Linked DNA regions of Homo sapiens: region 2 is linked to region 1. A link is a loop called in an ENCODE intact Hi-C map of the cell type or tissue named here. Cell type or tissue: heart right ventricle. All regions are shown on one strand. Each heading gives the region's core, and the rest is flanking DNA. Links, peaks and the distances in the headings are about the cores only. Region 1 overlaps TOPAZ1 (testis and ovary specific TOPAZ 1). Region 2 overlaps ZDHHC3 (zDHHC palmitoyltransferase 3).

Region 1 (12,696 bases), core at 3,161-8,160:
CAAGATCGCGGCACTGCACTTCAGCCTGGGCAAGAGAGCAAGACTCGGTCTCAAAAAAATAAATAAAAATAAATGTATACCTTAGGGGAAAAATAGGTATCTTTAGATACTCCCCCATTTTAGTATTTACTGTTGGAAAAGATAATTATTTGTTTGATAGTCTCACTGACTAGCTTGGAAATTCATTTAATAGTTTTATGTTCCCAGTGTGTATATTCAAAATCTTGTGTGAGTAATGACTGAATGTGCATATGTCAGAAGGTAAGTGGATAAAAACAGGCTATTATGGAAAATATGCTCTCCCTTTGATTCTGAGATTTTAGACAAATAGAAAATATTTCCCAAATATGAAATAGAGAAAAACATGAAGATGAATGCTATAACAACTTTTACTGCTATAAAACTAGTATTAAGCCCACTAGTAAACTGTTTCTTATTCTTGGGAATTTAATTCTCATGAGTTCTCATAAAATATTCATAAAAGTATTTATGTTGGTAGAATTGTGAACTAGCTAGATTAAATTTAAAGCTATTAATTTCTAAGTGACTTCTCATTTATCAGTTTCAGTCGACTTTGATACATAGAATAATTAGCTTACTCAGATTTTTTTTCTTCTTAAAAACAGAGGTTTGATTGTGTTTGGTCCACAGTCAGTATTTCACATTATTTCATGGTGCAGGGCCCCTGGGTGGGAATCCCTGTGCAGTACTTGACAGGGCCTGTGGCCCGGGGTGATGAAGCAGTATGGCTGGTCAGGCCAGGAAGGGGAGAAGGGCTGGGGGCTCCACCTACTGAGGGGCGGGCATGGTGGCTCACGCCTGTAATCCCAGCACTTTGGGAGGCCGAAGTGGGTGGATTGATCACCTGAGGTCAGGAGTTCGAGACCATCCTGGCCAACGTGGTGAAACCCTGTCTCTACTAAAAATACAAAAATTAGCTGGGCGTGGTGGCAGGCACGTGTAGTCCCAGCTACTAAGGAGGCTGAGGCAGGAGAATCACTTGAACCCGGGAGGCGGAGGTTGCAGTGAACCAGGACTGTGCCACTGCACTCCAGCCCGGGTGACAGACTGAGACTCCATCTCAAAAAAACAAAACAAAACCCTACTGAGGGCCACGGTGGGGGGTGGGGGAGTGGGGCGGGGGAGGGTTTGCATAGAGAGGGGGTCAGGCTTAGTCCCAACAACTCAGAATTCGACTTGCCTTGTACGGGCCTCAGTTTCACCACCAGGCCCCAGGGCAGGTCTGAGGATCTGAGGTCTGTTATTCTGAGGGTCCTAGGGAAATCCAGCCATTCAGAAGCCTGAGATATTTCAGCATCATGGCCAGGCCCCCTCTCCCAGGGGACTCATTTCCCAGCACCATCTCCATTATCCCTGCCCCATTCCTCGGAAAAAAAAAATATATATATGTATTTTATATATATAATATGTATATTTTATTTATATATAATATATATTTTATATAATTATATTAAATGTATACCTTTATATATAAAAATATATATATATAGTTTTCTTTTGTTAATGCTTCCTGAAGCCTTTGCGGGCACAGAAACCACAAACTGATCGGCTGACAAAAGTAGGAAGAGGAGAGGCAACCGGAAACCTTTGGGGAGCAGTTCCCCTCCATGCCCAGGTCTGTTCTCCCCAGCACAGCTCGGCCCACAACCTGGATGTGCCACCAGGGACCATTACCCTACACGTATTGGGATATAGCTTGACCCCTTCCCCCACGGCCAGGTGGCTCAATCCTGCAAAGGAACCAAGGCAAGGCGGGGAAGAACCCTGCTGCCTGATCCCATGCTGCCCCTCACAGACCGTTGGTTGATTGGCAACACTGAACAGGTTTTTAAAAAAGATGGCAACACAGAAAAAAACAAAAACCCAGACAGGGAGATGATGTGGGGAGAGAGCATGCTAGGTCAGATTTTTTTATATACCTAAACAGTTTGATAAAAATTTTAAATGAATCTCCTAAAATACCATATATACTTTCCAAAAAATGTGACCATTACCCTACCTTAAATATAAAGAATAAGTATTAAAGAAAAATGATGCAATTTTTATGAGAAAAGGTTTATATAATCTACTTTTTGTACATGGGATATATCTAACAGATAAAAAATAATTGAACTTATTCAATCAAAGTAAAATTCACTTTATAAGGAATGGTGAACGAACAGTTTTACTTTTAATGGGAATTATGTTTAACAGATGATCATACAGTCTTTGAAGATATTAAATTCATTTACATTTCTCTCTATATTAAAATGTCAGCAAATGTAGAAGCAAATTAATGAAAGTATCTGTCTAAATGAGTTAATATTCTTAAAGCACTTAGAACATTCCTAACACATAGTATAACTCTGTTAGGTCAATCAGTCAATCACATGGGCTCTAGTAATTGAAAAGCTCCTTTTTAAAGCTTTATACTGGATACTAAAAGCTTTCTTTTGTCATGATATATTTGAATTATCAACTTTTTCTTCAATACTTTTTATATTCACTGTGCTAGGAAGGCCACAAAATAAAAGGATTACTTCTACATTTAGTTCAGTTGAAAAAGAGCACCAAAATATGATTTGAATGTTACATATAGTAATGTTTCACTATGTGTATAATGATTGAGTAAATTAGGTAAATGATAAAATATTGACATTTCTAACATTTTAGTACCTCAGTGTTCTGTACTACAGTCTCCCATTGTTTTTCTCAATGTGAAAATCAGAGCAGAAATTAAGGAACTTCAGCATTATAGGTAATATTCTCTTTTTTTAAAGAGGGTCTGAGGTCTGTTGGTTTGAGGGTCGTAGGTGGGTGTGATGGGTACACAGGAGTTAATTTTATTATTATGCTTTTATAACATATATTATTCTTCTGTATACAACAACGATTTCATAATAGAAATTGTTTTTAAAATAGAAAGTGTTAAGAAAAGCTATTCGCTGGTCGGGCGCAGTGGCTCATGCCTGTAATCCCAGCACTTTGGGAGGCCAAGGTGGGCCAATCACAAGGTCAAGAGATCGAGACTGTCCTGGCTGACACAGCGAAACTCCGTCTCTACTTAACATACAAAAAATTTAGCCAGGTGTGGTGGCACGCGCCTGTAGTCCCAGCTACTCAGGAGGCTGAGGCAGGAGAATCACTTGAACCCGGGAGGCGGAGGTTGCAGTGAGCCAAGATTGCGCCACTGCACTGCACTCCAGCCTGGGTGACAGAGTGAGACTCCATCTCAAAAAAAGAAAAGAAAAGAAAAGCTATTCCCCAGTAATACCAAAAACTAATTAAATTATTTATTGTGAAATTGTTAAACTTGTCCACATAAATAATATTTTATGTTAAAGCAAATATTTGTGATAATCTGAACTTTTTTATATAAAAATAAACATTTAAAATTAGTAATTGACTAGTACACTTAGATGAAGAATTAATTAAAAATAAATATAACAAAGTGGCCATTTGTTTGCATCTTCTTCAGATGATGATCATCACTATATAAGTTATTTCTAATAAATTTGAGCCATGGTTATCTTCTCTGAGTACATATGTTTAAGTTTTGCCTGTTTCTTCAAAAGATATATTGAAACATTAGTTGTGATTATACTGTTAAGTGTCATTTTCATGGTATAAACTATTCATATTTTTTTCTTTTTGGAAGAGTCAGAGTGGATAATCAATACGCCTCTGTGGCCTTGTGATAGACTGGATGTGCTTAATCGACATAATTTACTCTGTACAATTGCACATGAAATCTTAGCCAAGAGCCTTTATAGACAGACATTTGAAGTTTTGCAGAATCTACCAGGTTTTCAAAATTCCCAAGGTATGTTTTTTAAAAGTCTATCTTAATTATCTCTTGCCCATCTGGTGTTTAACTGTTAATAAGAAATAGTTATCCACCTGTTTTGATTGAGTTTTATATTCCAGCATATTTTTTAATGAAGTAGTTTTCTGTAAAATATGTTCTCTGCAAATTGAATATACTTTCCTGATGGTTTAAAAAAATCTGAGATGCTTATCTTTGGGTTGTTTGTCAGCAGTTCCTAAGACAAGCATTTTTATCATTCCCTTTTCCCTACTTCTGTCAAGTCATCAGCAAACAATATGTTTAAATGCCCTGAGCAAGCTTTTTCTCTTATCACTGAATAAATACAGAACTTAGTTTACATTACCTAGGAACACAGGTAAACTTGAAAGAAATGGAGGAAGTGAAACAGATGCCAAGTTCAAACGCCAATGTGGGAAATGGTAGTCAGTACTCTTGAATGTTGGGTGTCCATGAGCAAAAGCTTTGGGTCAAGAATGAGCTATGTGATAGGTTCAGAGGATGACGAAAACGTTAACCTGAGGGCCTCCCCTCAGTACTTTCATCGTACTATCTATAAATTTTCATTTTTCCACTTAATTCCACTGTGCTCCTGTATTGTAATGAGCATTCTTATCTGTTTCTCCTTATACAAAGTGAGCTCAATCAGGATGGTACTATTTTCTTTACCTTGGTATTCCTGGCCCAATGGCTGCTATCTAGCAATCTCTTAATATACAATTAGTTGGTAATGAAACAAAGTAGTAATAGGGAGATTGGACAGATAGTTGTGCCAGATTTTGGAAGACCCTAAATGTCAGGCTAAAGGAATTTTCTTCTCTGTGTATAAAAAGGGATCACTAGAGTTTTGGGTCTAGGGAGTGATATAATGAAATTGGTGTTTCAGGAAAGTTCCTCTGGCAGTAGTGTTTAGGAAAAGACTAAAAGTAGAGAGATTAATTTCCTGATAAGTCCTGGATAACTAAAAGATTCTAAAGCAGTAAGGAACTACAGTCTAGCTCACAGACCCAACTGACTGAATATAGGGAATAAAAGAGAAGTCTCTAAGATGACTTCTCTTTCTTCTAAGAATAACTGAAGGAATAGAAAATCCATTAAAGGATTGTTTTAAATTTGGCAGTAAATATTTATTAGGGGATGATTTGTTTTTAGTCAAGGGATATATAAGGCTAAGGTCTGAACTGTAGATATAATACAAACAGAATTGAGAAATTATTCAAGACACTACAGATACACAGTTACATGTGGGAATCAAATACAGAGGTCTTAATGCATCCTCTGAAATTTTTGTCAAGCTTCTTTTTATCTTCTCTATTGCAAAGGAAGTTAATGGTTTTTCTTTTGTCAAATGCTTTTTCGTTTCTGACTTAGAGAATATGTAAGATAGGTTGGGCGCGGTGGCTCATGCCTGTAATCCCAGCACTTTGGGAGGCTGAGGCAGGCAGTTCACTTGAGCCCAGGAATTTGAGATCAGACGATATGGGCGTGTTCAGGGTGGTATGGCCATAGATGAGCCCAGGAATTCGAAACTAGTCTGGGCAACATGGTGAAACCCTGCCTCTGCAAAAAAACATAAAAATTAGCCAGGCCTGGTGGACCTGTAGTCCAAGCTACTTAGGAGGCTGAGGCGAGAGGATGACTTGAGCCCAGGAGGTGAAGGTTGCAGTGAGCCAAGATCATGCCACTGCACTCCAGCCTGGCTGACAGAGTGAGACCCTGTCTCAAAAAAGGAGAAGAAAAATAAAGAGAATATATAAAATGATTGCATTTTAGTGACTGTGAGTCCTATAATGGGTAAGAAAGGGTGAAGGGGAGGAGAAAGAAAAAGGAGTATGAGATGGAGGTTTGAGACACTTTAATATAAATGAATTTTATTATATCATTTTTTTTATTCCAGAAACTGTGGAAGTCTCACAATATAGCCTTCTTTTTAATAAGCTTCTAGGTTCCTGTATAGAAAGCAGTAGTCTTGGTATGTCATCCTCTGTGGCAGAATTCATGATTTCAAAGAGCATCCCTATTGATTTTTCCTTTCTCAGAAGATTAATTACTTCTTTAGGAAGGAGTCGTTTATGGCTCAAAGCCAGAGCCCACTACAAAAGTAAGTTACATTTAAAATGTTTTAATATATTGGTTTATAATTGTATTCTCTAACCCAGAATTTATAATATATAAGATTAGATATTTATATGTATTAAAAGAGCAGTAATACATATTCAAATGTAGTGGTCTCAACAGATCTGTGCTCTCTTTTGAAACCTATTGTTTCTCTTCTGTTTCCAGTTGCTTTCCTTATTTCCAATGTTTGCAATTTCCAATCTTTATTTCTTGCACAGTAGCCTGTCCGCTAGAGGGCGAGCAAAGGGAACAAATGACAGGATAGAACCAGTTTGGCATATCTTATAAATAATGCAAGCATAAAACAAGTGGGTAGAATGAAGTTTAAAGAAGATCTGTTTTTATTTATCTCTGCTATATCCCTAATTGTTATAACTAAAAATATTCAATAGCAGGTCACATCAGAAGCATAAAGGCTGTCATAACAATGCAACATAGTATATGTTTTTCACATGGCTTTTAGTAATAGAACTTTGTTAATCTACTTACAGCTGTTGTTCTCTAACAAATAAGCCTGGAAAACTAGTGCTTTCTCTAGTCCAAGCCACCTCGCAGGTATTTTAATTAGAAAGTAATTCCATGTACGTTCTAGATCTAGAAAAGCATTGTTTTTTCTGCCTTCATGCAGTAATTTGTCTTCAGCTACCATTTCTACCACTATCATGTATATAACAAATATTTGAGTGCCTACTCTGTGTCACCCCGTACCAAATGTGTCAAATATCCTAGCCACTACTACCTGAGCTGGAAGTGTTTTTCAGGTGGCCAGCTGTGATCAATGCAGCAGGTGGTAACTTTTTTTCCCCAACAAAATGGGAAAGAAAATACTAGGGTACATTACAGGTAGTAAGTTTAATTATTTGATAAAATTTTCATTTCAGTTGCATATATGCACGTATGTATACTGGGTCATTATGCAAAATGTGTTTCTTGTAGGTTATAATCAAAAGAAGTTTTGAAAGCTGAGTTTTCTTAAAAAGGGTGATCAGAAATTTAGAGGAAAGATAGAATTGTTTGTTCATAACACCTAATTTCAATTGTGTGGTTATGTTTCAACTCTTTATACTATTTACCTTCAGACTTCTAGAAACCATACACACACACATATATGTGTGTGTGTGATTTTAGTTTCTAGAATTGAAGTTAATGGGAATAATTTCATATAACTGTGCAACTGGGGGGAGATGCCATCAAAAGGTGTTTATATGCCACAGGAACAAATATAAGCTCAGACATTTAAATGAGATTTTTATAAATATTTCTATTTTTTAGTTGGAAATAAAATTTTATATTAAAGCATCTAGACTTAATCATTTACTTTAAAAATTTTTAACAACTTTATAGAAGTATAATTCAAATGCCATACAAGTCACCCATTTAAAGTATACAAGTCAGTGGTTTTACTATATCTACAGAGTTGTGTAACCATCACCATAATCAACTTTAGAATATTTTATTCATACCAGAAAGAAACCTCATATGCATTAGCAGTCACTCCTCATTCCTCCAAATCAATTCAGCCCTAGTAAGAATTACTTTTAAAGATTTTTTTAGCAGTGTGTTAAAGCAATTAATGCCTGTGTACAATACAGTACCTTTGTTATTGGAACTTTTCCTTTTATCTAATCACATATTCCTTATTTCATATGCAGTGTAACTTCTGAGACTTATGCAAGTGAGGTTACGGGATAAAGAGTATTTTTGTTTTTTAAGGAATGTACTTGAATTATAAAACCATGAATAAAAATGAGTAATTTACAGCCAAGTGAGTAATTTATAGCCACTGATCAGTCTTCAAAACATCTCATTTTCTAACAACATTGACATTAAAATTATATTGGAACTCCTTTTGGATTTATTTTCAGACATAGCTTAACCCTTGCAAGAAGAGCCTTTCAATGGTATATAATCGTGTCTAGTAGTACTTTATTTGGGACTTAACGCTGACTTTCTTCAAGGCACTGTTAAGACTTGGTGCCAGTGCCTTTGTTTTGACTTTTTTTAAACTTTTTTTGTTTTAATATTTTTATGGCTTTATTGAGATAATTTCACATATCATGAAATTAGTTCACTTAAAGTATATAATGCATTCATTTTTGGTATAGTCACAGAGTCATGCAGCCATCACCACCATTTAAGTTTAGAACATCTTCAACACCTCCAGAAAAAGAAACCTTGTACACATTAGCATTTATTCTCCATTCCCTGGTTGTCTCCTCTTCCACCCTAGTCCTAGGCAACAACTAATTTATTCTCTGTCTCCATGAATTTGCCCATTCTAGACAGATCACATAAATGGAATCATTTAATACATGTGTTTTAGTGACTGGCTTTTTTTTTTTTTTCTTGGAGACGGAGTCTCCCTCTGTCACCTAGGCTGGAGTACAGTGGCGCAATCTCGGCTCACTGCAACCTCCACCTCCCAGGTTCAAGTGATTCTCCTGCCTCAGCCTCCTGAGTAGCTGGGATTACAGGCACATATCACCATGCGCAGCTAATTTTGTATTTTTAGTAGAGATGGGGTTTCACCATGTTAGCCAGGCTGGTCTTGAACTCCCAGCCTCAGGTCATCCATCCACCTCGGCCTCCCAAAATGCTGCGATTACATGCGTGAGCCACTGCACCCAGCCATGACTGGCTTCTTATACTTAGCCTAGTGTTTTCAAATTTCAGTGTTGTAGCATGTATCAATACTTTGTTCCTTTTTATTGCTAAACAATATTCTATAAAATGGAATCTGTTTATTCATTGGTTGATGGACATTTGAGTTGTTTTCACTTTTTGGCTATTGTGAATAGTGCTACTTTGAATATTCACATAAGTTTTTATGTGTATATATGCATTCATTTCTCTTGGGAGAATTGCTGACTCATACAGTAAATCTATATTTAGCTTTTTGCCAAACTGCCAAACTGTTTCCTGAAGAAGCTGCATCATTTTATATTTATATTCCCACCAGCCGTGTACGGGATTTCCTGTTTCTTTATATCTTCACCAACACTTGTTACTGTGTTTTTTATTTTAGCTTTCCTCCTAGTGGGTGTTAAGTAATGTATCATTACAGTTTTGGTTTTCATATCCCTAATAACTAATGATGTTGAGGACCTTTTCATACAGTTATTGGTCATTCGTATATTTTCTTTTGAGAATGCCTATTAAATCTTTTGCCCTTTTTTTTTGATTGGGTTTTTTTGGTTGTAAGAGTATTCATACATACATACACATGTACATATGCATTTATATACACTCTGGATACAAATCCCTTGTCAGATATATGAATTACAAATATTTTGTCCATCCTGTGAGTTTTCTGTTACTTTCTTGATGGCTTTCCCTTGCTTTCATGCCAGACTAATCAGGAGGAGGTTGTCCAGGGACAGCAGAGTTTCCTTTCTCACGCTCCTGATTTGTTCTCCTTTGTCCTAAAAATACTGCTTTTCTCTCAGAACTGAGAAGTCAAGAGAGAGATGTTATTAGTGTATCTTTCCATTACTTTCTCCCCAAAATCAAATGTGAGTATTTTTCTTCTCACGTTTCATTTTGAGTGAAAAAAAAAATCGTATTAGTAGATTTCTAGTTAATTTTTTATTTTCTGCTTTTTAATTCTGGTAAGAAAAGTTAAATAAGAATGCATGTAAATTATACCTACCAAAAACTAGTAAAGTTAATGAGTTAACAGTTTGTTGCTCCTGGCAGTGACCTAGGGAGGTGGGAATACCTAGTGGTTAGGAATCCAAAATCTGGAGCCAGAAAGTGGGCACCCCATGCAAGCTTAGAGAGCCTGAGTGCTTACCAAAAGCCCCTCGTCTATAACATGGAAGTAATTGTACCTAATTTCAAAGGTAGCATTTTGTCAAGTTAAAATGAGGTAAAACCCATGTGTTTGTTAGCACATGTACATGGCACATAGCAGGTCTTCAAAGATTAGCCATTACCCATATTAGAAAGATTTCTTGAAGAAACTCATCCTAACAAAACAAAACATTCTAAGCAAAATTTACATACATATTTAAATTGGTTTCAGTAAAATATAATAATATAAAATTGCCTATATATAGTTTGGATGTTCTAGAAGTTTTATAGGTATTTCCCTATATATCTCTCCTAATAAGCACCTAAACAATTTAAAAGTTAAATCTCTTCTCTTGAAAAGTGAAGTTTTAAAAACATGAATTGGTGAATGTAGCTACAACACACAGATCACCTACAGGATGGAAATGTATTTTATGCCTAGTACTTAGCACAATGCCAGACATTTAGTAGCAACAGTAAATATTGCATAAACTATAATGGTACTATAAATAACTGTGCTCAAAAATAGTTATTCTGAAATTGTCTTGTGTTTACTGTGGCTTGAAATAAATGTCATTTGCCATGATAAGGCCCAAAAGTCATTTTTCAGAGTGTTTTTTTTTTAATGTTTCTCACTTTTTTTGTTTTTGTTTTTGTTGAGATGGAGTCTCACACTGTCGCCTAGGCTGGAGTACAGTGGCACAATCTCGGCTCACTGCAGCCTCTGCCTCCCAGGTTCAAGTGATTCTCCTGACTCAGCCTCCCGAGTTGCTGGGACGACAGGCACCCGCCACCACACCCAACTAATTTTTGTATTTTAGTAGGGATGGGGTTTCACCATGTTGGCCAGGCTGGTCTCAAACTACTGACCTCAAGAGATCCACCCGCCTCAGCCTCCCAAAGTGCTGGGATTACAGGCATGAGTCACCACACCCAGCCCTTCTCACTTTTTATTTAATGTTTCAAAAGCACTTTACAAAGAATAATGCCAAATATACTAGGATAAGCTATCATGTAATTTGTTAATCTACTTCTAATGTGAAGACTTATTCTGTGTAAGTAATTATCGCCTGTAGGTATTTCAGAAATCTAGGTTTTTACCTATTGGGTTTTAGTAAAGTTTGACCTATTATTTGATTTTTCAGGTGCTCTTTCCTTGGGTTGCTACCCACCATTGGAAGGAAATTTATACCGAAAACTTCTTCTAATTCCATCTTATTTATCTGAGATTGAAATGCTCTTAGCTATTGAAATCTTCATGGTATCTAATGCTAGTAGTATTCAGAGTCCTGGAACTTCTACACAGATACTGCAGATAGTTTTGAAAAGGTTGGTTGACATAACTTTAACTGCATTCTGAATGTAGATCATGACTCCCCACACCCACCCTAAGATGTAAATGTTTTATGTGTTTTTATACATACATATATATTTATGTATATATTTATATATGTACTTTATGTGTGTGTATTGCAAACTCTGATATCATTTAAACTAAGAAAGGATTAGACCTGTTTGAGGCTTAAAACCAAACAAGTTAGTAGCATTCGGTAAACACTTTAGCAACTTCAGAGATATAGTTAGATGTTCAAAGAGACGGATCCTCTTTAGGTACCAACCTTTCTTGTGTTTAGAGATCAGTACCTATAAAAATCTTTATCTCTAGTCAACTCAAAAGATCAAAGGACTAGGGTCTAAAAGGGAAATACGTGATCAGCCAAGAATACCATTGAAAATAAAGCCATCAGCCTAGTTTCTATATTTTATAATGCTATATATGCATAAATATTATAAAGTAGGTACTGTACCAGAGTGACACCCTTTCACGTAATTTTGTTTAGAATCCTAGAATTTAGGCATACAGTAGATGGTGTGCCTAAATCGTGGTATGCCATACGATTTCTTGTCAGCTTTATCCAGGAAACTTGCAATATAAGGATCTCCTGGGAATCCTGTTTTAGAGCTTCTTGACAAGAATTTTGCTTCAGTTTACTGGTGTGACAAACCAGATCCTCTGGTTGAATATTACATTAGTTATCTGTTGCTATAGAATAAATTATCCCTGGACCTAATGGCTTAAAACAGAAAATAGTATCTTAATATCTGTGGGTCAGAAATTTCAGAGAGGTTTAGCTGGATGGTCCTGGCTCGGGAATTTTCATGTGACTCAGTTTTTCCACATAGTTGGAGTCAAGATGTTGTCAGAAACTTTAGTCACCTACGTGATAGCTTGCTGGAGCTAGAGGATCCTTTTGCTAGATGGCTCACTCAAATACCTGTTGGGTGGAAGCCTCATTTCACCACATGGGCCTCTCCATAGGTTGGTTAAGTGTCTTCATGACATGACTGACAGCTAATTTCTCCCAGAATGAGTGATCCAAGAAAGAAAAAGCAAGGAGGAAGCTGCAGGGTCTTTTGTGACCTATATCAAGCAAGAACTGTGAAGAGTCTGAGATTTTACCCTATTGCAAGCTACAAGCTAACCTGCCACAGTTTCATAGATGGTAGCATAAGACACAAGACTCCTGTGTCGGAGACAGAGGACTTCATTATTTGTGGTACACCAAACAGCATGATTATCTACGTATTTGCATCATTTCCTCTTGCTCCTAAGTCCCATAGATGGGCCTACATGGATACCTACATATGCCATGAGTTCTGTAACAGGAGAGGAGTACCCAGCTTAGGAAACCCAAATATTTTATGAGTAACAGGCATGCCTGCCCTTTGCTTTGCAGGGAGGTACTGTCTCCATCATCTAAGACTGTGAGCAAACCTGCCCTTTGCTCCAGAAGAAGAAACTATCTTTATCTTTCAAGGTTGTTCACTGTATAATCCTTGTAATTTAGAACAAAGGGTAGGCAGTGACTCTTGCAAAACTTCACAAACTCAAGAGACCCATGGAGAGTTGTCATCCAACAGCCTACTATCCAAAGTTACATACTGTCACTTCTGTTCTC
Region 2 (12,696 bases), core at 3,480-8,479, 600 kb after region 1:
TATATCCTCATAAGATACTTATCAATTACAAAGGGAAAAACAGTACCTTAATAGCAGGGAAGAAACATTGCACGTACCACCTTCACCCAATGATCAAAGTTAACATCACAATAATGAAACGTATCAACACCATATGCCTCCTGATACGGTGCAACGAGGACACATTGCTTCAGCAGTGCTCCTGCCCCAAATGCCTAACCTCAATCTAATCATGAGAAAAACATCAAAAACACAATCTGAAGGACAGCCTACAGAATACCTGCCCTACAATCTTCAAAAGGGTCAAAGATTGATGAAAAGATTTTGGAACCAGACAGACCTGGTGGTTACAAAACATTGTGAATGCATTAAATGTACACTTTAAAATGGCTAATTTTGTGTTACAGGAATTTCACCTCGATTTTTAAAAAGGGTCAAGGTCATGAAAGACAAAGGAAGACTGAGGAACTGTCACAAACTGGAGGAGACTAAGGAGACATCGCAAATGATGCAGTGTGGGATCCTGGAACAGAAAAGGGTGTTAATGGGACAACTGGAGAAATGTGAATAAGGTACATACATTAGTTAAGGGTATGGTGTTGCCAATGTCCAGGGTTTTATATTTGTATTATGGTTGTATAAAATGTTTACCTTTGGTGAGACTGACTGAAAGGTACATGGGAACTCTTTGTACTGTTTTTGTCACATTTTTGTAAGTCTGATTTCACAAAAAGTTTAAAAATAATCAATAATCTGAGACAAAGATTTATGCAATACAAACTTGAACACTGAATTATAATAATGCAAAGCTGGAAATGAGAAATGCCCAATAATGATGGTTAAGCAAATGATTCTATAACACTATGCAGCTAGAAAAGATGGTTTAATATGGTTTTACATGACATTAGAACATTTGTCTGAGTGGTTACTTTTGGGGATGGAATTCTAGAGGATTTGTATTTATTTCTGTAGACTTCTCACACAATCCAAGTTTTACCAATGAGCCAATGTTACTTTTATAATCAGAACAAAAATAGTTGTTTCAGAAAATGGATCTTGTTGACACAAGTCTAAAGGGACCTTCATGTGGGTCATGAGCATGTGATGCCATGCTGCTTCCTGACTGGCCCCTCGCCAGGCCTCCCTTCTTGGCACAGAAGCAGTGACCAGCTGAGATGGTTTGCTTTGGGCATTCTGCATTCTCTTCCTGGGTGATCATCTGCAGCCTGTTGAGAAAGAGGCTTTAACTTCATAGCACGAGAGCTGGGACATCACCATATGGCAGACCCGGCTACAGAGGAAACACCCAAAAATGACAGACTGGCTGCATCCACACTGACTTGGACTCAAAGCCATGACCATAGGTTTTTATGGCCTCCTTGTGAGGAGGTGGGTATGAGTATTGATGATTGGCAGATGGGGAAGAAACAGAAGTTCCAAGAGGCCATGACGGTGGCCAAGGCTCATCTAGCTTGTTATGTATCAGAACTGGAACCAGAACTAGTGTCTTTTTTTCTGCCCAACAGGTTTCCAGTTCTACTGCAAATCACCACTGTGCCCAGGCTGAGCTCAGTCAGAGAGAAGGGGAATGAAGCCAAGAGCCCACAGGATGATTATTTGCCATTCATGTGGCATGCTCCCAGATAGGCACTCTTGGATTATACTCAACCTCCTCACCAACCTCATAAAGTATTCCAGACAGAGCCTGGCCTGTCTACCAGAGGTCTTCAGCAGTAAAGTCGACAAACTTTCAGGGAGTGTTGACTTTTGAGTCTAGAAAGAAAATATTGCAAACAAATCCGATGTATAAAAATGGGCTGAGGGCTGCTTTTTCCTGGTAGGACTCAATTTTGAGTTTTGTGTGGATTTAAAGGGATCCTGCAGGCAAAGTTCTTAAGCTTGAGGTTTGCAGAGGAGCAGTAATAGTAGCTTCAGGCTCAAGAGAACGAACAAAAATGGTTGATGCCTGGTAAGGGGGTCATAGTCGACACCAGAAGCTCTTGCAGGGTGTGTGATGGGCCTTTTGGCCCAGGTCAGTCTGGGTGACACATGAGCTGTGATCTGTGAACAAACTCACCAACACTCCAAAATGAATGTATTAGGACTAAGGCTCCCGAGGAAGGAAGAGTCTGTGCAGAACAGACTCAGCTGAGCCCCACAGAACGAGAACAGGCTGTTCCCTGCTCCCTGTATCATCAGATGTAGAAAGCCAGAGCCTCAGGGAGCAGCCTATGCAAATGTGTCTCTTCATAGCGGGCCAGATAACACTGTCTCTCCTCATCAGAGATTTCATACCTCTATATTGTAACCCACAAGAGGAAACATTTTTCTGTTGCATTCCAGAACACATATACACACAACTCCCTAAGCTTCATAAAACAATACTTATCCTGCAATATGTAATGCATTAAACATTTTTCTTGAAAAACATGCTGGTTGCAAACCATGAATGGCTGTGACCAATGGTTTGAAAAGCACAGCTCCAACACAGCTAACATTTATAAAGCCATACCAGGGCCAGACGCTATACATTCCTATTCATCACCCTCATTTAATCCTTCCATTAACTTTGTGATTTAGATTATCATTCCCGTTTTCAGATGAAAAAACTGAGGCTTAAAGAAGTTACTGCTCAAGGTCATATTTTGGTAGTAGGTGCGGTAATAAGTAGCCAAGCAGACATTTCAACCAAAGACTGAAGCCAGGACCCAAATACTTGGTCACCAGACTATATGGCCTCAGCTGCAGAAATTCAGGGCATCCTTATGTCCGTGTTAGAGCATGTGCGGCCCCTAGAAGGCTTTTAGCGAACGTCCCTCTGCAGCGCTTGTCCTCACTCCTTGGATCAGCTTCATCGGCTCCTCCTGTGGGCCCAACAGAGCGGGATCCCTGGGGGCCACTCTGCTTTGCTACGGCAATCACACTGCTCAAGTCAGCAAGATGTTTACTTGAGGGAGAGGGTGAGAAAAAGAAGGTTCAGGTTGGGAGTACGCTGGTCAGTGGCTTGTTTCTGCTTCACTGTGAATTCTTTCTCTTCTATGAGGTGATCCTAAGCCAGATACATATTTAAAGAATACAAGAAAAAGCCACATGGGTGTTGAAACCCACACGTAGAAAGCAAAGGTCAAGACGTGTTCAGGTCATGTATCCAGGCTGCTACAATGCCCCTGGCTCTAGACTACTCACCGGCCGCCGCTCCCATCTGGAGGTCCCTTGGTTCTACTCTTTTCTCTTTCCCTTCCGGGCTGCTTCTTCACCCAAAGGGCCCTTGGTCTAGAGATGGGTTCCACTGATGAGATGCACAAGGAGTGGTGGGCAGGCTAATAATTTGGATCTGCTTCATACAGACTTTCTTTGATGTCTTGGCAGTTGTTTGTTGGGGAGGCCGCAGCTTATGAGGGAAGGCAGTCTCAGTGGCTTCTCCGCGGAGGGAACACGTGCCTGTCTCACAATCAGCACACCCCAACTGCACTATGCTGAGCCCAGCAGCACACAAGACCCATATCACCAGCAGGCATCAGGGACCACCTGAGGGGGGACTCCTGCTAGCCCCAACTGGATTCTCAAACTTGATAGTCAGAATCACCTGGAGGGCTGTTAAGACACGGGCTGCTGGGCCCCGCTCGGTTTCTGGTTCGGTAGCCTGGGGTGGGGACCGAGAATGTGCATTTCTAACAAGTTCTCAGGTGATGCTGATGTTGACGTTGCTGGTCTGGCAACCTCAAGAACACCTTTGAGGAGGATTCTAGCAAAATCTTTCTCTTTTCACATTTCTTTGATATCTAAGGGCACCTTCTAGGTGGGGCGCCTTCCCCTCTACTGGCTGGCTCACCCTTTAAGCTGATGCACTGCAAGTCTTGAAAAGAGAGAAATTTAAAACCCATTAGCCTGGCTGAGAAAGCCCATCCCAGCCCACCCGGAGAGGAGTTTCTGTGTAATGCCAACCTCACATACATGTTTAAAATGTTTGTTTTTTTTTTTTGAGACGGAGTCTCACTCTGTCGCCCAGGCTGGAGTGCAGTGGTGCGATCTTGGCTCACTGCAAGCTCCACTTCCCGGGTTCACGCCATTCTCCTGCCTCAGCCTCCCAAGTAGCTGGGACTACAGACGCCTGCCACCACGCCCAGCTAATTTTTTTATATTTTTAGTAGAGACAGGGTTTCACCGTGTTAGCCAGGATGATCTCGATCTCTTGACCTCGTGATCTGCCCGCCTCGGCCTCCCAAAGTGCTGGGATTACAGGCGTGAGGGATGTCCACAGTGAGAAGTGTCCGCGCCCGGCTTAAAATGTTTGTTAATTTACCTCACCTAAACGGTTTCTGCATTAGGGGACGGTGGATTCTAACTATTTAAGTGGCCTAGCCAGATGAGCAAAAGCTAATACTTGGGGCTTTTTCAAGAAGTACAGGGCTGGGCCCAGTGGCTCACGCCTGTAATCCCAGGACTTTGGGAGGCTAAGGCAGGAAAATTGCTGGAGGCCGGGCATTTGAGACTAGCTAGGGCAACACAGTGAGACCCTGACTCTATTAAAAAACAAAAAAATTAGCCAGGCATGGTAGTACGTGCCTGTAGCCCTGGATATTCAGGAGGCCAAGGCACAAGAATCACTTGAGCCCAGGAGTTCAAGGCTGCAGTGAGCTCTAATTGTGCCACTGCATTCCAGCCTGGGTGACAGAGCAAGACCTTGTCTCAAACAAAAAAGAGGAAGTACAGTATGAAGAAGACAAAATGGTGGGACTAAAAGGAGATTTAGCACATGCACTTCTACCCAAATGTGTTTTGTGTACATGATATTACCAAGCCCATGCAAATATGCATAGATTATAGATTTGCTTGGATCTAAGCCTTTTGCATATTCAGTCTAGTTGCTATGAACACAAACCTGACAGAGTTGACAGAAGGAAAGCAAGCTGGGGATCACAATCCAACAAGCCACATCTTTATTTTTCACTTCCACTCCCCAGAGCCCAGGCTCTGAAAGACTGTGGCTACGACTGGTTCAATTTCCCATGAGTGCACCAAACAGTACTATCAGAACTCCTGTGACCAAGCCAAAAGTTGGGGCTGACTTTGTGTAGAAAGATGTCCTCTTTCATTACATCCGGAAATACTGAGGAGAGCTCAGGGATGCTTTCCCTTCCTGTCCTGTGTGGAAGCCAGGCTGGGAACCAATCACTACCCTGCAAATGATGGCTACATTCCTCAGTCATTGTGCTCTTGGCAAAATATCAGTCTGAACAAAAATGAAATAGGAAAAATGCCAGGAACCTTGGGGTATTCCTATCTTCTGAGAGCAACTGGTTTGAGAGCTCAGAAACATTGACTCTTTCTAGCCAAGGCCTATACAAAACCAGAGGCAGAATCCTATAGGATATCTGAAGGAACCCCACTCTATTGGAAAGATAAGCATAGTATGCACAGCTTTAAAGGAGGAGTTTCTATTTTTAGGACTAAAAAAAAGTCAGTGCATCTTCAGCACTATCTACTGCATTCCTGAGAAATGCCAGGGGAAAAGAGCTAACCTGGCTCACTTTAAAAAATGCCCTGGAAGATGGAGTATTACCAATCTCTTCCCCCTAGGGGAGGGCCAGAGCTGTAGCCCTGCTCTAGTTATTTAATACAATAACACTTCTTTCATACACCTAACTGAGCTGTATGTTATGAAAAAATTTTAAAAAAGCATATGGAAAACAAATGCTATCAACTTGATCTAAAACAGCATTCTTTTCTTTTTAATCTTAGCATCTCAGCCTCGCCCGTATCGCATGAATAGCACCGTAGACACGAGGTAAAGTTAACTGACTCAGGAAAGCTCTTAGGAGAGCCCATCAGCACAAAGGAATTGATTCAGGCTGCAGAAAGCAAAGGAAAGAGGCCTGGTGGGGCAAGCTGGTTCAAGAGAGGGACCATAAATGCATTTTAAAACAAAAAAAATAAAGTATCCTCATTCAAGAGACAGAGCAATGAAACAAACACCCAACCAGAGAAAACTCAAGTAGATTGTGGATAGTCGGCCTCCCACTAAGGGTAACACCTCAAGAGAGAGCTAAATCAGAACAGGTTTTGGAAAAATTTTATTGCATTTTGTTTCCATGTGGAAGCACTGACAGAATTGAAAAGTGGCAGCATGTTCCACTTACTTTTCTGAAAAATCACATGGCTAGATTAACTTTCGCCCTACCCAGGACAGGATTGAATAAACCTTAACTCCTACCCCCACCCCAAGCAAAAGCTAAAAAAGGGGGTTTCTGGCAATTGCTTAAAAAACAAATCAATGTGTGAGAATTCCCCGATGGTCAATAATCATATTTGTTATTTTTGCACTTGGAGGGCACTCCCTACCTCCTTCACCTCTATCCACCATCACCACCTCCTTCAAACAAGACTGACACAGGAAGTGCCTCTCAAATGGAAAATCTATTCTGTCCCAGTGCCACAGGCTTAGGTGTGTCTGTGGATTCTGGCCAATGGGATGGCCATATGTCAACTTTGAAAGGGTGGGGACTGTGAGGTAACCCCAGCATCATGGTCATCTCCATGCCAGGACAACAGTCTCCCAGGTTAAAATATAGATAAGACACAGGTACGTGCACATTTATGGGGGTTAACTATCAGAAAGTGAATCCACTTTGAGGTTTATAAAATGAGAAGGGGATGATGGTGGGGCTGTATGTGTTGGGCACTGGTGCCTATTGCAGTCAGAATTCACACTGCTTAATTGACATCTTGCTGGGGAAGAGAGGGAGATGGGGTGGTGAGAGAGGAAGCAGATGAAACAAAGGAAAACGTAGCTTGCCTGAAATTGTGTAATTTTTTTTCCTCTTGATTGTATAAGGCATTTTGAACTGGAAAAACGTCTTTCCTACACACTCTTCCAAATAATCACAGGGAATATAATTGCTGATTCAGAATACAAATAAGACCTCTTTCATCTTTCTCCCCACTCCCCCGCAAAATCATTCTACACACCCCAAGCCCATAAAGTACAAGGCAGGCAATTGCTTTGCGAGTTAGCAGGCAAACCGTGTCCACTTGGGGGATGAGGTCGCTGTGCCAAGGTCCCTTCTGATCCTGCCCTTCTCAGGCCTCAAGGGGTAAGCATCCATCTTCGGTGAGGTTTTATGTCCCATCGGGGAGCCCGCCACTGCCTCCTGGGCAGTGGGAGGTCAGGGCCCTCCTGGCTTTCCCATGCATCCCCCACCAGGTGTCCAGACTATTCCATCCACGCACAGCGTCATGTCTCACTCAGTTAGTAGAATGGGCACAGCGCGAGACAGCGCCCTCTACATTAGTCATGCCAGACAGACAGCAGAGAGAAACCAGAGGCCAGAGAAGTGATTTTAAAAGGAAAAGAGAGCAGCTTCGGTCACCAAAAGAAATCGAAAGGATGGTTTTTAAAAAATAAAATGTGGGGACTTTTTTTTTTCTCTGCAATGCTCAGCCATTTTACTTGAGACATAAAAAAAGTTTTAAGAGTAGTTGTTTTGCTTTTTCGATTTAAACATTCATGAGAACGGATGGGACGGTAGTGCTGTGGTGTGGACTTGTGTCTGAGTGGCCATGCCGGTCGGGGTCCTTCAGACCACATACTGGTACGGGTCTGCCTTCCCTTGGTCTGGCGTGGCAAAGGGGCTGGCCCAGCCTAGAGAGAAGGGGTGGCCAAAAACGGCTTTCATGTTCATCCATTTTGTTTTTTTAGCCCATCTTCTCTCTTCCTTTTTCAATTGTTCTATTCCCTGAAAACAAGAACAATCATACTTTCAGTCAAGCACTGCATTGCTGTGGTTTCTGGGGAGGGATGTCCGCAGCGACAGGTGAATGGAGTAAATGTTTCCTTTTTAAAGCAACAAAGCTATCTACCTAATATATCTTTCTCATAAAAAGTGTTACTAAAAAAATTTCTCCTTTTTTTGGTGGGCACTCATTCACAAGTCCCTCCAAGAAGGGAGGGAAAAAGAAGCACTATCAGCAGCGCAGAAACTGCTGCTTGTAAGTATGCCAGGCCGGGGTGTGTCGCTAAGATAAGGAGCGCGTCTCTCCAGCCCTGGCCCCTTGTTGAGCTCTGCAGAGGCACTCTTCAGAAACTCTGTGCTGGGCTGTGGATGGAGTACTATGAAGGCTTTGGCGTGAGAGGCCTCAGAGCTGTTGGGGAGCTCGCAATCATCATAACCAATGATGGCCATTAATTTGGGATAGGTTCCTAGGAAGTTTGAAGCTACCATGACCACCTTGCAGACAAAAAAAAAGTAACAAATCAAATGACTGCTCTGGCGTTGTGTGTCTCACCAGCCTGGGGGATCAAGCAGCACCCCGCTTAGTGGGCCTGGTGAGACACAAACTGAGAAGGTTGAATAGGAGTGACAGACCACGAATGAGGGGAGAAGTCACCAGAGGAGGAAGGAGGAGGGATTAGTACAGGTTAGAGGGTGGCATGGCCAGGCCAGCCAGCATGGCATGGCAAAGGTCCTCCTAGTGGCTCCTTTGGGGAGAAGCATGGCGCAGACCTATGCAGCAGCTGTCACGGAGCCAGCGCTGCTTCCCCTGCTAAGTCTCAGGAAAAAACTGGGGCTGGGGAAAGAGCTGCTTCCTCCCTCTCTCTCTTCTTCAGATGGAGCTGGTCAAAGGGCAGGGCTTGAGAACGGGGCCCCTGCCCAGAGGGAAAGGACAGGAGCAGCCTGGCAGAAGCCTGGCCAGGGGTCTGTCTGCTGTGGTCTCTAGTAAAGGGGTGCTGGGAGGACAGCTGAGTCTGGGTCTTTCTTCACAGCCTAGGGACCTGGGAAGGGCACAGGCCAAAGGGAAGACACCCCTTCCCAGGTGGGGCAGGGCCCTCCAGCTTTCTCCTTTCCTTCCAACACAATTCTCTTTAGGAATGGTCTTCTCAGGGAAGAACGGCTAGGACTGGGGCCGTGAGAGCTTGCCTTCTGGCTCCCCCAGACCGTGGCCCGGCAGTATCCCAATGGCAGACTGGTCCTGAAAGAATCCCCATCGGGTTCCCCGTATATCTTACGTAGAGAAGTTGGTCACGGTTACTGCTTGGATACAGGGCTGGATCTATACCATTGGCTACTAGTTTTACAGAAACTCTTTTGCAATGACATCATTTCTTATAAAAGAAAAAAAGTTGCCAAAAGCCCCGCAACCTTCTAAAAGTTGCCGGAAGACCCGAATAATGGTGCTCTGGCAGTGGGCAGCACTGTCCCTTCTTTTCTTTGCACGTCCTCCTCTAAGCCCACAGGGGAAGGCGCCCAGCAGCAGTGGGAGGATGTTGTCATCCTATGAGCCCGCTTCTAATGCTGACTACCCTGAGGCCCAAACCTTCACCCAGAGCCCTAGACCACTGGTGAAAGCTGACCCTGAGGTGGCCTCAGGACACCAGGAATCGTACCGGGATGGCTCTCAACCTCATGGCTCTGCTTGTTCCTCACACCCAGAGCTAAGTGCCACCCCTTCTTCCTATGTAAATCCCCAGAGAAATGCCCATATTGCAGCCAGGGATTGACCACCTTGAGGTTTTCAGACACCTTAGGAAGGTCAGGAGACAGCAGTAGGGGCACCAAGGGAGTAGGCCCCAGTCTGGCACAGCCAGCAGCCTCAAAGCTTCCAGCGAAGATGCTGTGGGTAGATGGGAGGTGATGGTAGGGGTGAGGAGAAGGCAGCGGATGAGGACCAGGGCTGGGCCAGACAGAGATGACCCAGAGGCCAGGTAAAAGCCTGCTGCCCTGGGGGCTCAAGGCAGACCTGTCTCCTGACTCTGCCCTCAGGACCCAGGCATGGCTGGCAAGCTGACCTGCCTGTCCCAGCTGGGTTAGGGCACCCTGTCAACCACTCTATTTCAAGCCTGTGGCCCCCAGATGGGAAGGGTGCCCTCAGTGCCTAGTGGAGTGTCTAATGCAGTACAGTATAAAGGAAGACCTGCCATGGGGGGGATGGAAGGAAATGTGGTAAAGGCAGCCTTTCAGCCACGGCTGCTGGGCCGCACTCCTGGTGTGATCTGCTATGGCTGCCCCAAGGCTGGAGGACTTGTGTGTGGATGAAGATGACCCAAGTGTAACTGCAAACAAAGAACTGTGCCCTGCACACCAGGGGCCTGACCACTGGGCTCCAGTCTGACTGTGAGCAGCTCTCCCAGCAACACTGACCCTGGGTCCTCCCCATCCCCAGGTGTGGAAATGGTGGGCAGAGCCACCTGCTTACCGTCTCATCTGTGCAGATGGAGTGCACCTGGGTCCCAAACATCACTGATGTGAAAATGAGGAAGAGCAGGCCCTCAAAGCACAGCAGGATAAGGAGAATCACTGTGGTGGGTGGAGAGAAGGAGCTGCACTCTGAAAGAGAAGCAGCACACAGGGATTGGTACTGTCACCCACTGCCTGCTGCCCAGGCTCACTGCCCCACTAGGCGCCCACTCTGCCTCCTGCTTGCAGGCCTTCATTCCTCCTGGGTGCCATAGGTCTCTGGCCTCCAGGCTACGGTGAGAATCATCCTGGCCCACACTGGCTATCTCTCAATCCCTCAGGGAGGCCTCCTCAACAGGCCAGGCCCCAGCCAGGGCTTCCCTTCCCTAACACAAATCATTCCTTGTTCACTGCCCCCAGTGCCAAGCACAGTGCCTGACACATGGAAGGGCCCAGGAAGGCCTCTGAAGTGAGGCATGAACGCCTGACGACACCACAGGGGACCCTGCTCTCCTCAGAGAGCACAATGCAGGTACACAGGTGGAGAGGCCTGTCCAGTCCTGCTATGGCCATAGGTTTTCTGGGCATTCCTGTATGACGTGCTGCCCCTCTGTGCCCCATCAGCTCACAGGCAGCTGTGGAGGATCACTTGGTGGCTTTGGGATTTTAAGCTTGGCAGGGGCAGCTGAACTACTGGGTCTCAGCCTTGACCACAGTGTGAGGTAATGCACTGCCCCCGCTCCCAGGGACATTTGCAGCACCGAGGCCAACAGTGCCAAAGGCCAGGGAGTCGACCAAAGAGGCATGGGCCCAGAGTAGGCACTTTCACTGTCCTGGCCTCCAGCCCCGGGGACCTGAGGCCAGTCCTGCCATCTTCAGGCCTCCACCCACTGCACTGTGAAGCAGTGAGATTTGACTAGAGGTATGGTTTGCTTTTAAGCAGAATCTTTTGTCTGAACAAAGTCTAAGTCAGAAACCCAGCGCATGGAAGAGAAAGGCAAAGGTGCTGTGGAGATGGTGGGGGTGAGCAGGGAGGGGAAGGCCCTGAAGCAAGGTGGCCTGGGAAATGCCAGGCCTGGAAGATGGTGCTGACAGACAGGCTAGGCCCCTTGGTTGGCACTCTTCACCTAAGGACTTCTGTGCCTCAGTGCAGCGGCCCATGCTGGCTGAGCCTGGGCTGTGGTTTATTTCTCGTTGCTTCCATACTTGTGCCTGTTTCCCTGGCTGGAAAGATCAGATCCTGGAGGGCAGAGTCGGGCTTCATTAATTCTGGGAATTAAGGGAGTAAGCACTCCATCCAAGCTGTCCTGCTGGCTCCCCCACGGGAATGTCAGGAGGGGCAAGGGAGGTCAAATGTGGGAATGAGCTTGGAAAGATACCAAGCACCATGTGGGTGACAGGTAAGAAACATCTCATCCACAATGCATATCTCCTCAGGTTTCCCTGGGAACTTATCGATGCCTCAGAATGATTTCTCTTCTTGGCTCCTTGTGGGGCAGGGCTTGGTTGGGGTGGCCACCAGCCTGATGGCCTGGCCGTGGGTGGCTACAAGTATGGGTGGCCTTGGGCTGGGCAGGGTATTGGGGAGAATGAGAGGCTCTGACATCTGGCAGACACCACGAGGTACAAATCCTGGCACCAATTCCTGATCATGAGCTCTAACTACAAGGCCCATACTAATATTCTGTTCCAGCCCCTGTGTCTTTCCTGTCCTTTGCATTGTGGAATTACCTGTTTCTTTCTGTACTGGTTTGATAGGTGCCTCTCCCACTACACTTCAAACTCCAGGAGCGGGGAGACTTTGTTTTGCTTACTGCTGTACAACCAGCCTTGGGACAGTGCCTGACAACAAAAGGATCTGGGCAAGAGGTTTGGGCTTTCTGAGATTTTGTTTTCCTTTCTGTACAGGGGAATACTTAAGAATTCATGAAAGAACATCTGCACAGTTCGGCCTTGGCCTGGCAGGAGCACATGGGGGTGCCTGCTGGACAAAGCACCTCCTTCTTACCTACCTCTGCTGCCCTGGAGCTGGTGGAAGAGCCCAGGGCCATGGCCTATTCTCCCTCCTTGCAAAGCAGCAAGCATCATTCCTCTGTAGGCTGGGCCCCAGGAATTACCAATGGAGTTTGGGGAGGTAGGAATCAGATCAGGGAGTGTGGAACCACCTCCCTACCCTTCTTTAAATATCAACTCAAAGTGCCCTAATCCTGGGGGACAGCCCTCTGCCCCCACTCACACCAGCTCCTATGGCCCAACAGCTCCACCAGGGCTGAGCAGTGAGGGCAGTAATGGTCATATACAGTCAACTCTCAGGCCTCAACTTTGGGTACTGACCTGTGCCTTCCCAGCCTAGCTGCCATAGAAGCTGGGTGCCTGAAGCTCACTCCATCAGGAATTTTGACCACAGTTAATCAAGAGCATGGCTGGGAGGACCCTGACCACTGGAGTCAACCAGACAGGGCTAAAAATCTTGCTCCAGACCTAGGCTTGAACTACAGACCCTCTTGTTAGCTGAGTGATCCTGGAAACTTGTTCATCCTCT

Evidence for each region. Hi-C counts contacts between places; a loop is a spot of excess contacts. Peaks named below come from ENCODE experiments on the same cell type or tissue, not always from the same donor. Only the 100,000 strongest peaks of a DNase experiment are listed, where the experiment ranks them.
Region 2: a loop joins it to region 1, with 4 times the contacts of the local background. A loop is called at or near these places in 23 of 110 quality-filtered maps.

The regions. Positions count from the first base shown.
Region 1 is chr3:44,317,369-44,330,064 of GRCh38, forward strand. TOPAZ1 (testis and ovary specific TOPAZ 1) reads left to right here. Exons shown (of 20, transcript NM_001145030.2): 17 at 3,659-3,823; 18 at 5,724-5,927; 19 at 10,882-11,065. LOC105377055 (a long non-coding RNA gene) reads right to left here. Exons shown (of 4, transcript XR_940782.4): 4 at 7,323-9,392. Among named protein-coding and RNA genes, the nearest start is that of TCAIM, 15 kb to the right of the region's middle. In heart right ventricle, for the core only: a CTCF peak has its summit at 6,180 (motif pointing right); a DNase peak (open chromatin) is centred at 6,183.
Region 2 is chr3:44,919,133-44,931,828 of GRCh38, forward strand. ZDHHC3 (zDHHC palmitoyltransferase 3) reads right to left here. Exons shown (of 7, transcript NM_001135179.2): 6 at 10,174-10,304; 7 at 1-7,715. The coding sequence ends at 7,557. Among named protein-coding and RNA genes, the nearest start is that of ZDHHC3, 51 kb to the right of the region's middle. In heart right ventricle, for the core only: no CTCF peak of the experiment used is centred there; no DNase peak of the experiment used is centred there; H3K27ac peaks cover 696 bases.